Regions from separate parts of the Mus musculus genome. Here region 2 is linked to region 1. A link is a loop called in an ENCODE intact Hi-C map of the cell type or tissue named here. Cell type or tissue: heart. All regions are shown on one strand.

Region 1 (2,500 bases):
GTTGGTGACCTATCTCAAATCCATCAGGACAGTGAAGACTAGGGGTTCATAAATGCAGCGTTCGGATTTGTGAAGTCTGGGCTGGGATCTGGCTCCCTGCTTTTCCAACGTGCTGGCAGACAAAGCCTGGAGCCCAGGGTTCAGATTCCTGCTTCCATCTTGGGATCTGACAATCTAGAAAAGCCAGGGACATCTGATGGGATTCCACAAGGAGGCAGTAGGGATCCAATGTGTGTAAGTCTTTGGAGAATGGGATTTATTGTCTCACAGGACAAGGCAAGATAATAAAGGCATAATTCTCTATGTTTCCTGTGAGGCAGATATCACCAAAATGGGATAGGTTTCTTGTGCTTCAGGCTGCCCTGTAACCTGCTCTGTATCCAGGTGGCCTTGAATTTATATTCCTGCTGTTTCAGCCTCCCAGGCTATGGAACGTCAGACCAGCACCATCATGGCCAGGCGGCTATGTGATTAATATTTGTAGCTGAAAAGGCATCTTAAACTTGCCAGCATATGTCTGCCATTGCATACAGCACAGAGATCAAAACACCATGGTTCTTTATTTTCAACTTTGAGAGAGAGAGAGAGAGAGAGAGAGAGAGAGAGAGAGAGAGAGAGAGAGAGAGATTAATGTGATTGTGGGAGAAAACATTAGTCTTTAATTTCAACCCCAAGTTTTATGTATTTCCTTTTAGAAAAAAATAATAATGCGCTTATCTTTGAGAAACGTCTCTGAAATCTTGACAATGCGGGGGCTCCTGGGTGACCCCGCCTCTCCTCTGGCCTCAAAACTCCTCCTTCGGGCGCTGCAAACTCAGAACCAGGATGCCGCCTGCCCACCAACTGCAGCTGTGGTTTCCTCAGTCTTTGTTTTGGAAAAAAAAATATGCTGCCCTACTTCTCTGTCCTTGTAGAACGTACATCTGTTTCTGGCTACCAGAGCCACCTGCAGGCTAAGAGTCTTCTGGTTTCATTTTTGAAGCAGCTCCCTGGCACGCAAGTGAGGAGTATCAGTGCTCAGACACATGACTGCAGGAAGGGAGCAAATGCTGGACTGTTCTCTGTGACTCTACCTTTTAAAAAGCTTTTCTCTGCTCCCATCTCCCCTTCCTTCTCCCTCTATCTGTCTTCCCTTCTCTCCCTCTTTCCCTCATCTCTCTCAATTTATTTTCATTTTAGACAGGGTTTCCTTTATGGCCCAGACTGGCCTTAAGCTTTCTTTTTGTAAAAAACAAAAAAAAAATTGGTTATTTTACTTATATACATTTCAAATGTTATCCCCCTTCCTGGTTTCCCCTCTGTAAACCCCCCTATCCCCTCCCCGTCCCCCTGTTTCTATGAGGGTGCTCACCCACCCACTCCCACTTCATCACCCTAGCATCCCCTTATGCTAGGGCATTAAGCCTGCACAGGACCAAGGGCTTCCCCTCCCATCGATGTAAGATAAGGCCTTCCTCTGCTACTTATGCAGCTGGAGCCATGAGCCCCATCATGTGTATTCTTTGGTTGGTGGTTTAGTCCCTGGGAGATCTTGGGGGCTGGGGGGGGTGTCTGGTTGGTTAATATTGTTGTTCTTCCTATGGGGCTGCAAACCCCTTCAGCTCCTTCAGTCCTTCCCCTAATCCTCCATTGGGGTCTCCGTGCTTAGTCTGATGGTTGGCTGCAAACATCTGCTCTGGCAGAGCCTCTCAGGAGACATCCTGCCCCAGCCTCCTAAGTGCTGAGATTATAGGCATTTATGCAACTATGTCTCTCTTGTAGTGGCTCAAATATGGTCCCCAGCCCCAACGGTGTTTATATAGAAGGGATTTTTAAAGTATTTTCTTTTCTTCATGTGTATGCATAGATGTGTGTGTGTGCGTGTGCGTGTGCGTGTGCGTGTGTGTGTGCGTGTGCGTGTGTGTGTGTGTGTGTGTGTGTGTGTGGCAGGTACAAGTTTATGTGCATGCATGCATGTGAAGACCAGAAAACCTGTCACGCTTCCACTAGTTCTCAGGCAGCTGCTCACCTTAGGTTTATTTTAAATTTTAAATTTTTTAAAATTTTTGCCGTTTTTGTTATTATTTTGTTTTGTTTTTGAGACAGGTTTCTCTGTATAGCTCTGGTTGTCCCGAAACTCATCTGTAGATCAGCCTGGCTTGGAACTCAGAGATCCACCTACCTCTGCCTTCCAAATGCTGGGATTAAGGGTGTGTGCCAACCATACCCAACTCACCTTATTTTGCTTTTGTTTCCTTTCTCTTTAAAAATGACATAAGGTCTCTCACTGGCCAGGAACTTAACAAGTCCTTCAGGCTGGCTAGCCAACAAACCCCTGGAATGTGTCCATTTCTTCCTTCCCATGGCTGGGATTAAACCCACACCATCATGCACTGGAGTTTTACGTGGGTCCTGGGGAGGGAGGTTGATTGAACTCAGATTCTCATGTTTGCAAGGCAAGCACTTTATCAACTGAACTATCTTTGCAGCCCTAAAGCATTTCTAAGATAACTTTTCTGCA
Region 2 (2,500 bases), 140 kb before region 1:
CTTGGAAGCTATTTGACTAAGCAAAGAAATCTAGGTTACAGCTTTCTTTTCCTGTTTAAACAAGCTGCTGTACTGTCTGGGTTTGCCTCCCTTCTGAAGTCACTGTGGTGTTTCTCTGCTGGGGAAGATTTCCTCTTTCTGGCTCCCTGTAAGATTTTCCCCCTATTGTTGGTTCTCATCCGTTTTCCCATAGCATGCCTTTATCTTGTCTCTGCTTTGGGTGTGTGGAAGTGTAGGATGTATCGCTCTTGGACAGCCAGGCCCTTAAGCACAGGTTAGGGTGTTCGTATTGACCTCTCTGCCTTCTCTTTTGAGGTCCCTCTTTTATGTGTATGTTAAGTTGCTTGTGGCTGTTGCCACACCCCTCCTCCTCTTTTAAAGGATGCTTGTGTGAGGTAGTTCATTTTAGAGGTTTCTATAGCTGTACCTTCAAGCTTATTGGTATTTTTCTTCTGAAGTATTTAATCTGCTCTTAATTTTATGTGCATACTAGACACTATATTTTTAACTCTAGAAATTTTTATTTAGATTCCTTTTATATCCCTTTAACAGATTTATGCTCCTTTGCCTTCTTGGACACATGGAACATAGGTGTTTATAACTTTTTAATCATCTAACTGCTTACTCTAATGTCTATTCTTTTTAGATGTGTTCCTATTGACTGATTCTCTCCTTTCTAACAGCCACTTGGTTTTTTTGCCTCTTGGTGATTTGTTTTTTGTTTTGTTTTTCGAGACGGGGTTTCTCTGTGTAGCCCTGGCTGTCCTGGAACTCACTCTGTAGACCAGGCTGGCCTCAAACTCAGAGATCCATCTGCCTCTGCCTCCCAAGTGCTAGGATTAAAGGCGTGCACCACCACTGCCTGGCAGTGATATTTTACTAGACGTTAAATATTGTGAATTTTGCCTTACTGGTTCCTGGATATTTTCATATTCTTAATAATATTCTTGAGTTGTGCTTTGGGACACATTTAAATTGTAAGTAGCTTAATTGTTTTGTACTCCCTCCCCTCCCTCCAGCTTTTTCTTTTTCTTTTTCTCTTCTTTTTTCTTTTTTTGTTTGTTTCTTTCTGATTCCAGAAACTTTTTCTAATTTCCCCCACTATCCAAGAGGTGATCTTGTAAGTACTTTACCTGCTGCTGCCTGTAGATGGATCATAAGCTCGTCTACTGTGGCAGGTAGGAAGCAGTTTGGACTCCAGCAGTGCCTCTGCTCCCCCAGGGCTTCTTCGTCTTTAGTCCTGGGGAGTTATCTCATGGGTGTGGACTGCTGTGCCCCAGCTGAAGTGGGTCTCCACAGACCTGCTCAGCTCTGTTGTGTGAATCCTGTCCCCTCAGTGCTGTTGACTTGTGTTTGTTGGGAGCCAGTGGGTTTCCATTCCCATCATTGTCTGTCGGTGTTTCGGCTAGGATACTTTCCCTGCAGTGGGCTGCAGCATGCTGTCTCATGGGACTCTCGTGGGCCTTTGTCCTGCTGCTCACCATTTGAGAACTGTTTTTTTGTTTTGTTTTGTTTTGTTTTGTTTTGTTTTGATTTATTTATTTATTTATTTATTTATTTATTTATTTATTTATTTCAGTTTTGTAGTTGTTTAAAACCACAAAATCTGGTTCTTGTTCTCCAGCAGGGCTGTCAGTTTCTAAGTGAAAGGCTTCATGATTGGTGAGATCCATATAACTATGATGTCGAAGTCCCTGAGGACTGTTTAGGACAGTGTTTCTGTGGGGGCTGTTCTGGAGTACAGCTGACTCTGTGGAGACACCGAAGTGCTAGTAGTTCATTATTTCCTCTTAATACTATCTAGAAAACCACAAGAAAGTTGTGTCTGTAAATACTGACAGACGTGGCTGACTCAGTCACCAAACACAAGGGAGTTTGCTTATGCAGCTAATTTGATTACTATGTTCTTATACATTAGTTTTGATCACTATACTCTTACATATAAAGGTTAAACATTTTTCTTGTCAGTTCTTTCCCCAGATATTACATGAAGCACAGTATTATACACCAGTACTATGGTAGTAAGTGACTCAGCCTGTTTGAGTCCTGATTTGGTAGCAAACTCACAAACAGATTTTTGAGATGTTTTGGTATCTTTTGAAAAGTCAGTGTTGACAGGAAGTGAACACAAAAGGGAGAAAAGCCTGTGGCTCTGTAAAAGCCAAGGAAGGAGCCAAAGAAAGAACCTGTATTGTCTGGTTCCGTGGTGAATCATTAACCTCTGGTGCACTGGGCACAAAGGTTGCGTGCCTGCCTGTGCTATTGGCTGTGAAACAATACGCTGGCTTTTTTTTTTTTTTTTTCTTTTTAAGTTACAGTTTACAAAGAATTGTGCCTTACAGGAAAACAATTGAATTGTGAGATAATGATTACTTGACTTAGTAACTTTTAAAACTGTGGGTTAGGACAATGACACAGCGCAGGCCATGTTGACAGTTACACAAGAACCAGGGGACTGGAATGTGATTTTTTTCTACCATGTGATTTTTTTTTCTTAAAA

What was found. Peaks named below come from ENCODE experiments on the same cell type or tissue, not always from the same donor. Only the 100,000 strongest peaks of a DNase experiment are listed, where the experiment ranks them.
Region 2: it touches region 1 in a loop (3-fold over the local background); 15 of 42 quality-filtered maps call a loop at or near these places.

The regions. Positions count from the first base shown.
Region 1 is chr14:73,115,531-73,118,030 of GRCm38, reverse strand. No RefSeq gene overlaps it. Among named protein-coding and RNA genes, the nearest start is that of Gm35388, 14 kb to the right of the region's middle. In heart, CTCF peaks have their summits at 206 (motif pointing right) and 961 (motif pointing left); a DNase peak (open chromatin) is centred at 940.
Region 2 is chr14:73,253,335-73,255,834 of GRCm38, reverse strand. All of the region lies in intron 17 of Rb1 (RB transcriptional corepressor 1), which reads left to right. Among named protein-coding and RNA genes, the nearest start is that of Lpar6, 17 kb to the right of the region's middle. In heart, a CTCF peak has its summit at 1,134; no DNase peak of the experiment used is centred here; H3K27ac peaks cover 272 bases.